Linked DNA regions of Homo sapiens: regions 2 and 3 are each linked to region 1. A link is a contact called in ENCODE Hi-C or POLR2A ChIA-PET data. All regions are on one chromosome and are shown on one strand. Each heading gives the region's core, a stretch centred on a gene start or an enhancer-like site at or near the end of the contact. The rest is flanking DNA. Distances are from core to core; before and after follow the strand shown. Region 1 has its middle 10 kb from the start of TULP1. Region 2 overlaps FKBP5 (FKBP prolyl isomerase 5). Region 3 overlaps PPARD (peroxisome proliferator activated receptor delta).

Evidence for each region. A loop is a pair of places that touch in the nucleus more often than their neighbours do. ChIA-PET counts read pairs that join two places held with the same protein, here RNA polymerase II (POLR2A). Pooled maps may share reads with other maps.
Region 2: a map of PC-3 shows a loop between it and region 1 (2.8-fold over the local background). The contact joins two enhancer-like sites. A Hi-C loop is called at or near these places in 11 of 168 maps with a recorded cell type or tissue (CD4-positive, alpha-beta T cell, CD4-positive, alpha-beta memory T cell, CD8-positive, alpha-beta T cell and 6 more), 1 of 37 single-sample maps with no recorded cell type and 17 of 50 pooled maps. POLR2A ChIA-PET finds 5 or more read pairs at or near these places in 1 of 52 experiments (activated CD4-positive, alpha-beta T cell).
Region 3: a map of lower leg skin shows a loop between it and region 1 (33-fold over the local background). The contact joins two enhancer-like sites. A Hi-C loop is called at or near these places in 1 of 168 maps with a recorded cell type or tissue (lower leg skin). POLR2A ChIA-PET finds 5 or more read pairs at or near these places in 3 of 52 experiments (OCI-LY7, activated T-cell and naive thymus-derived CD8-positive, alpha-beta T cell).

What each region holds. Positions count from the first base shown.
Region 1 is chr6:35,521,664-35,524,554 of GRCh38, forward strand. No RefSeq gene overlaps it. Among named protein-coding and RNA genes, the nearest start is that of TULP1, 10 kb to the left of the region's middle. Within about 2 kb of position 1,333, at least 5 of the 41 ENCODE cell types and tissues checked have a DNase peak (open chromatin) inside an H3K27ac peak, as active enhancers do.
Region 2 is chr6:35,610,012-35,612,794 of GRCh38, forward strand. All of the region lies in intron 5 of FKBP5 (FKBP prolyl isomerase 5), which reads right to left. Among named protein-coding and RNA genes, the nearest start is that of MIR5690, 53 kb to the right of the region's middle. Within about 2 kb of position 1,445, at least 8 of the 41 ENCODE cell types and tissues checked have a DNase peak (open chromatin) inside an H3K27ac peak, as active enhancers do.
Region 3 is chr6:35,409,857-35,412,649 of GRCh38, forward strand. PPARD (peroxisome proliferator activated receptor delta) reads left to right here. Exons shown (of 8, transcript NM_006238.5): 3 at 1,131-1,361. The coding sequence starts at 1,232. Among named protein-coding and RNA genes, the nearest start is that of FANCE, 41 kb to the right of the region's middle. RefSeq lists enhancers at 799-1,332, 1,333-1,865. Within about 2 kb of position 1,280, at least 2 of the 41 ENCODE cell types and tissues checked have a DNase peak (open chromatin) inside an H3K27ac peak, as active enhancers do.

The DNA.
Region 1 (2,891 bases), core at 83-2,582:
ATTACCGGCTGGATCCTGTGCCTGCCTCTGTGCCCGCTCTCTTTGATGGCTAGCCCCTCCCTATGGGACAGTGATCTTTCTAGAACAGAAAAGAGCAGTTCTCTTGATAATTGGCGAGTAGTCCAAACGGGGTGCGACTGATGGAGTAGTGATACTACTATTAGCAGTAGCAGTAGCTGTATTCATTGAGAGCTTGCTGGGTTCCAGGCACTGCTCTAAGTGCTTTATCTGCTGTATTAGCTCGTTTAATACTCAACAATTAGGCCCTGCAGGGTGGCTCACGCCTGTAATCCCAGCACTTTGGGAGGCTGAGGCAAGAGAACTGCTTGAGGCCGGGAGTTCAAGGCTGCAGTGAGCTACGATCACACCACTGCACTCCAGTCTAGTCAATAAAGCAAGACCCTGACTCAAACAAAAAAAGAAAAAAAAAACTCGACAATTTTACATGATTTACAGTTTTCACACCTGTTTTACATTGGAGGAAACTTCACGGAAATGTGCAGTCACTTGCTGAAGGTCAGTACCCAGCAAAGCCTCCCTCCAGAGCCGCTCTGGAGCCACCCCACCCCACGCTAGGGGCAGGAGGATCAGAGCCCCTGCTGCAGGCTGGAGGCTGTCCCGAGGTGCACGCCCTCTGCTGCAGCTGCATATTTGTGAGTCCCCGGAGCCAAACACTTGGCTAGCACCCCCAGAGCAGAGGGAAGAGCCCCGAAACAGAATGGGCGAGTTCAGAGCAGTGGCTGTCACTCTGGCTGCCCATCAGGATCCCTCCTGAGCCTTACAGCGCCCTAGACTGGTTCATCAGAACCCCTGGTGTAGGGCCCAGGCGTCAGCATTCGTCAAGGATCCCCAGGTGAATTCAATGTCCAGCCAAAGCGGGGAACTACCAGGGTAGAGGCCTTGTGGCTTATTGGAAATAGTTGTGGGTTAAAACCCACCTGGGCTTGAGACTTGGCTCCGTCATTTCAAGCTGTGTGACTCTGCGCCAGTCACTTAATTTCACTGAGCCTCAATGTCCTCAGCTGTGAAAAAGGGGTAAGTCCCTCTACCGTACAAAGGGGTTGTGAGGGTGGAATGAGACAGTGTCTGCAAGGACTCTAGCACGTAGGCTCCATCTTTACTAGTAAGGAGGGGGCAGGACAGACTAGGCTGGCAGAGCGGAGGCAACGACTCATCATCGCTGGAATGGGTCTGTGGAATGTGTTGGGACCCCCGAACCCCAGGCCCTCCCACCGTGGGCTTTCAGCTCTTCCGGGAGCTTAAGGCTTCTGACGGGGGCCAGCCCAGGCTTGGAGTGGGAGGGCGGGGAGGGTGCACTGACTTAGCCTTACCACCAGGTGGCGACACGAACACACCCACCGGGGAGGACACCGGCCCCGCGGAAGGTGAGGATAACTGGGAATACCAGGCATGTTACAGGACTTGGTTTTGGTTTGGTTTGGTTTTAGTACTAGGTACATATTTTCTTTCATTTCCATTGACTTCGTGCCACAGTCCTGTGGTAGCGCCACTGCCCTCCTTTAGCGGGTGAAGAAACTGAGGTGGTGCTGGCAACTAGGATGTGAACTCCACATCCGCTTCCTGACCACGGAGTCAACAGCAGTCAGAGCTGCAAGGGAAAGCGTCAAGTCCCGCGGTTCCTAAACCTGTCTGATGATAAAAATCATCCAAGGCTCTTAAAAAAAAGAAGAAAAATATCCTGGGCCACAGGCCAGATATTGAATTAGAATCTCCTGGGAAAAGAGGCCTGAGAATGTGTGTGGTTAAGAGCACCTGGCCGGGCGCGGTGGCTCACGCCTGTGATCCCAGCACTTTGGGAGGCCAAGGAGGGAGGATCACTTGAGGCCAGGAGTTCAAGATTAGCCTGAGCACATAGTGAGAGCCTGTCTCAATTTAAAGAAAAAGTTAAAGGCCGGGGGTGGTGGCTCACACCTGTAATCCCAACAGTGGGAGGCCGAGGCAGGCGGATCACTTGAGGTCGGGAGTTTGAGACCAGCCTGGCCAACATGATGAAACCCCATCTCTACTAAAAATACAAAAATTAGCTGAGCATGGTGGCGGGCGCCTGTAATCCCAGCTATTCGGGAGGCCGAGGCAGGACAATTGCTTGAACCCAGCAGGTGGAGTTTGCCGTAAGCTGAGATCGTGCCACTGCACTCCAGCCTGGGCGACAGAGTGAGACTCTGTCTCAAAAAAACAAAACAAAACCCAAACAACAACAACAAAAACCACAAGAGCACCTGTTTTAGAAATAAGGATCTGTTTCCAGAGAGGAAAGTGACCTGCCCACAGTCACACAGTGAATCCCCTCTAAGCTCCTATCGAAGCTCCTCACACCCTCTAGTCCAGAAGCCAGGCCACTCCCCACAAAGACGAGACCCTCTACCAAATGACCCAGCAATCTCAATTCTGGGTTTATGCTCAAATGAAAGCAGGGTCTCGGCCAGGCGCGATGGCTCACGCCTGTAATCCCAGCACTTTGGGAGGCCGAGGCAGGCAGATCACGAGGTCAGGAAATCGAGACCATCCTGGTTAACACGGTGAAACCCCGTCTGTACTAAAAAAAATACAAAAAAATTAGCCGGGCGTTGTGGCGGGCGCCTGTAGTCCCAGCTACTCGGGAGGCTGAGGCAGGAGAATGGCATGAACCCGGGAGGCGGAGGTTGCAGTGAGCTGAGATCGTGCCACTGCACTCCAGCCTGGGCGACAGAGCGAGACTCTATCTCAAAAAAAAAAAAATATGAAAGCAGGGTCTCGAAGAGATACTTGTACATTCATGTCCTTAGCAGCATTATTTGCAGTAGCTGAAATGTGGAAGCAACAGTAGTGTCCATCGTCTGATGAATGGATGAACAAAATGTGGTGTACCCATACAGTGGAACATTATTCAG
Region 2 (2,783 bases), core at 195-2,694, 88 kb after region 1:
GATTCTGGATGATCAAATGACTATAGTTAGCTGGCACCATTTTTCTAAGCAGTTGGATATGTTTCCATGGCAGGCCTTTCTGCAAAAGGATGGGCTGATTGCGGGGATCTAAGGGTGAAGATTTCACAAATATTTATTAAGCATTTACTATGAGCTGGGCATGATGGGCACAGGAAAGTTGACTTTAGGAGCAGAACACTTTAGTATTATTTACTGTGAAAAGCTGTCTTTACACTTTTTTCCCCTTTAAATTTGTTTTAAAAGTTCAAAAAAGGCCGGGCGTGGTGGTTCACACCTATAATCTCAGCACTTTGGGAGGCTGAGGCAGGTGGATCACGAGGTCAGGAGATCGAGACCATCCTGGCTAACACGGTGAAACCCCGTCTCTACTAAAAATACAAAAAAAATCAGCTGGGCGTGGTGGCAGGTGCCTGTAGTCCCAGCTACTCAGGAGGCTGAGGCAGGAGAATGGCGTGAACCCGAGAGGCGGAGCTTGCAGTGAGCCAAGACCGCGCCACTGCACTATAGCCTGAGTGACAGAGCAAGACTCCGTCTCAAAAAAAAAAAAAAAAAAAAAAAAGTTTCAAAAAATACATTCATTTTCCCTAGTCGAAGTCCTAACACTTGGAGTCTTTTGAGGCACATTTTGTTTTATTATTTATTTTTAAATTTATTTTATTATTTTTCTATTTTATTTTAGAACCTGGCCTTACTGGTTTTAGCTTGGGAGAAAAAGTCACAGTCAGACCGTAGTCTAGTAGTTTTCAGTCCTTGCCTGCAAACTAGAATAATCTGGGAGTTTAAAAAAAAATACTTGTGCCTGGAGTTCCATCTTCTGAGATGTGAGATTCTTATTTAACTGGTCTGGGTGTCAGAATTTTTAAAAGCTCCCTAGGTAATTCTAAATTCAGGAAAAGTTGAGAACTACTGCACTGGAGGTTTACTGGCCCCGCTGTTCCATCTTGTTTTATAACAACCCTGATGATTGCTGCATAGCCTGCTTGGGCTCCCTCACACCAGATGACCATGAGCTTGGAGTTCCGCCTAAGCCTGTTGAGAAGAACAGTGTGTACCTCTGCTTAAGTCCTCTTTACACCTGTCTCGGGTTGGATTTGCTGAGACTAGTTTCCATTGGTTCAACTTCATCAACTTTACATATTCCAGAAATTCTCCATAATTTCTGATCCACTCTTACATTCCTCTCCTTTCCAGCACTATTATTGATCTCTTCTTCTTCTTTTGAAAATCTTTGTTCCCTCCATCTATCATTTCAGTGAGATTTGGAGAGGGAAAGGAGGTACGCCAACAACTGGAACCTGTAGAACACTCTGTTGAAAATTTCACATTTAAAAATACTGCTGACTGTCTGCATTCTTTGCATTCAAATGTGGCTGAAAGTACTGAGAGGCGAGAGAACCACATACAGCCAGCATTTTGATGGGCCTCTTCCAACCACTAAAGTTGACAAATCAGACGATGTGAGAGACTGGGGGATGGGGGAAGAGTAACTGGTAGCTATTTAGAACCTTATGTAAGTCAGATTTGATTTTCTAAGAAAGCAAAGCTGAAAAGTAGCAATGTAGCCAAGACCTGCAATTAAACTTAAAGACTGAAGTATCAGTCATCATAATCATATCAATTAGAGTACCTTAGAACACAGTAACTTTTTAAATGAAAGAAAAACTTTGAATAAAAATTACAAGATGGTCATCTTAACTGACACAAGAAAAAGCGTAGGGGGACAGATTCTAAAAACTGATTTGTAACCATTAGGATCCTCATATAAAGAGTAAAAATCAAAATTTCCTTGAGAAAGAATAAATCCCATCAAACTAACCTAAGTTTTCTCTTCCACACAGAGACAAATTATGAAAAGGAAGTAAAAGTTTACAATTCAGTAAAAACCTTTTTGAGTCCATAATGTTATTCTTTCCCCGGAACCTTGAGAAATGTGATTTAGATAAGATTACTATTAAGATATATCATTAATTTGAAGACTGTTATTAGAGACAATTTTAGGTCTCTAATAACCATGGTAGGTAGAGCCAAGAGGATTTGCTGATGGATGACATGTAGGAGATAAGAAAAAGAGGAGTCAGCCAGGCACAGTGGCTCACGCCTGTAATCCCAGCACTTAGGGAGGCCAAGGTAGGTGGATCACCTGAGGTCAGGAGTTCAAGACCAGTCTGGCTAACATGACGAAACCCCGTCTTTGCTAAAAATACAAAAATTAGCTGGGTGTGGTGGCACGTGCCTGTAGTCCTAGCTACTTGGGAGGATGAGGTGGGAGAATCACCTGAACCCGGAAGGCAGCAGTTGCAGTGAGCTAAGATGCGCCATTGCACTCCAGCCTGGCCCACTGCACTCCAGCTTGGGCAACAGAAAAAGAAAAAGAGGAGTCAAGGATCTTTTTCCTTAGATCAATTAAAAGGAAGCAAAACAAATTAGTGAAACACAATATATAGGGTAGAAGAAATTAAGTGTCCACTAAATGTCTGACACTCTTCTTTGTAACTGTTTGTATTAGTCCATTCTCACGCTGCCATGAAGAACTGCCTGAGACTGGGTAATTTATAAAGAAAAGAGGTTTAATTGACTTACAGTTTCACATGGCTGGGGAAGCCTCAGGAAACTTACAATCATGGCAGAAGGGGAAGCAAACACACCCTTCTTCACATGGCGGCAGAAGAGGGAAGAGCCAGCAGGGTTTCCCTGCCAGACCCTTATAAAACCATCAGATCTCGTGACAACTCACTCTATCATGAGAACAGCATGGGAGAAAA
Region 3 (2,793 bases), core at 30-2,529, 110 kb before region 1:
ATGTCCAAGCTGCTCCCCAAACCAATCAAAGGAGAATCTCTGGGGATGGGACCAGGCATCTGTCTTTTTAAAAACTCCCCAGTGACTACAGTGTACAGCCGAGTTGGCAGGTCTAGAGCAGGGAGAGAGAGCAGAAGGAGTCTCTGATCACTCCAGGTTCTGGTTCTGATGAGTGGGTAGACAGGCAGGTGGGTTGCTAAAGTAAAGATTACTAGAGGACGAATGGGTTTGGGGAAAATGATGGGTTCTGTTTGGATAGATTGAGTTTGAGCTGTCGGTAAAATATCTGAGAGTTGGGGTCCCACAGATGCTTAACATCTTAAAGCAGATCTTTTCTTCTCCTGATCCTTCCACAAGGTCTGGTGCAGACATTTCCCCGCTGGGAGACTCTCCACAGTACCTCATGATCTTATCATCTCTGACTGTGGCATTTGTGGATAATGTTTTACTTGCTAAGGGTTGGAACTGTCTCCTCCTGGGTGATGTGGACGTGGCATCACCACCCAGTAAGTTGTCACCTTGGAAAGACTCCAGGATGGAGCACATCTTCCTTTTTCTGATGTCTCTGCTATTGAGGCCATGGTTGCAGATCTGCTGTCAACATGAGCCAAGAACAGCAGGGCTTTATGTCTTTTTTCCACACCCAACCACTGAAAGGATGGGACTCACCCCTTCAGGAACAGTAGCACAGCAGAGCCGTGATTCTTGGGCCTGAGTGCTGATAGGGACAGGGTCGGGGATGGGAGGCGTGATGCATATCTGGATCTCCAGGTGGGCTGGAGAGTTGGGAAAAGCCCCTCAAGTCATTCCAATGTGCTTCCTGGAGACTCAGAACAGAAGGCAGCAGAGGAGGCAGGGAAGGGTGGCACAGTGATGTGTCACCTCTCTAGTTTATGGAGCCTGCTCCGAACCCCACAAACCCACTACAAGAGCCAGGTGGGAAGGGTGATAGGGCAGGTGACTTGTGATACAAGGAGCAGAGACCATGGTATAGCACTGCAGGAACTAGGGAAGGAGCAGGAGCAGAAGAACCCCCTCCATGACAGCAGCCCCCAAGCGTGCCCCACTCGCACCATCCTCTTCCTTGTCACTGCCTCCCCTGACCTCTTCCTGTCTTCTCCTCTGCCCAGGCTGATGGGAACCACCCTGTAGAGGTCCATCTGCGTTCAGACCCAGACGATGCCAGAGCTATGACTGGGCCTGCAGGTGTGGCGCCGAGGGGAGATCAGCCATGGAGCAGCCACAGGAGGAAGCCCCTGAGGTCCGGGAAGAGGAGGAGAAAGAGGAAGTGGCAGAGGCAGAAGGAGCCCCAGAGCTCAATGGGGGACCACAGCATGCACTTCCTTCCAGCAGCTACACAGGTGAGGAGAGGACTGGCAGGGGACACGGGGCAGAGGAGGCACAGCCCAGTGCAGTGGGGATCCTGGCCCTCTGCAAACGCCATCATGTGGGGCGCAGAGTAGCAGAGTGCTGAAGGACTGGAGCCGGAAGCCTGGGTTCACGCCCAGTGCGGTGGGGATCTGCTCTGCCACTCACCAGCAGTGGGGCCTGGAGCAAGCTGCACCACTTCCTTCTGTAAAACAGGCCAAAGGATGGTAGGTGATGTGGATATGGGCTTTCGTGAGAATTAAATGAGTGGGCATCTGTAACACATGTCATCATCATTATTAGTATTCCCACCACTGTTAACACAAGGCATCTGAGACCAATCTCCACTAACAGCACACTAGAAAGATCAGCTGTACCTGGGATTGTTATGATCAGTCGAAACACACAGTTCAATTGGTCTGGTAATAATTATACACATCATCATTGAGCCGTATCATAATTAGATAAAAATGCTAAGCAGTTAGTATGAATAACTCAACTAATATTATTTTTATGCAGCCAAGCAGTTGTAGCTTCTCCTGTCTCACTTATTGGTTCCCCTTTATTTATCAGCAGTGCAGACAGTTTTCTCTAGTACCCTGTACTGTTCTGTCATCTTCATCATCATCATGTTATGTTTACCTTCAAAAGCACCCAGAATCCATGCAGCCCCTGGCTTTCCCTGCTGCAGTTCCCCCTGCTTTTTTGTTTTTGTGGTTTTTGAGACAAAGTCTCCTTCTGTTGCCCAGACTAGAGTGCAGTGGCACAGTCTCAGCTCACTGCAACCTCTGCCTCCTGGGTTCAAGTGATTCTCCTGCCTCAGCCTCCCGAGTAGCTGGGATTATAGGCGTGCACCACCACGCCCGGCTAATTTTTGTATTTTTTTAGTAAAGATGGGGTTTCACCATGTTGGCCAGGCTGGTCTCGAACCGCTGGGCTCAAGCAATCCACCCACCTCAGCCTCCCAAAGTGCTGGGATTACAAGCAGGAGCCACCGCGCCTGGCCTGATCCCTCTGCTTCTTGCTTTCTCCCACCACTTCTCTCCTTACCCAAGTGCTGCAGGCCTGCACATGCAGCTCATCCTCGCTCCTCCCCTTAGAGGGAACTCAGGGTCATAAGGATATACTGCTGGGAGTAGACACCCTGCACTCGCTGCTGCTTTCAGCTGCAGGAGATCCTAGCCACAGGCGGTGACTCAGGCAGAGGAGCAAGCCCACCCCGCAGAAATGGGCTCTGGACCCCTGTGACTGCATGGAGCAGGAGGAGGCAGTTAGTGTCCAAGCTAAGGCAGGGTGAAGGCTGTGGAGGTAGCGCAGGCTCCTGTTTGGGTCTGCAGCTAAGATGGGTCTGAATCCTGGAGCCACACCACCTTGAACCTGCAAAGCAAGTCCCAGAATTTTGCAGAAGTTCTTCCTCTTCAGTGT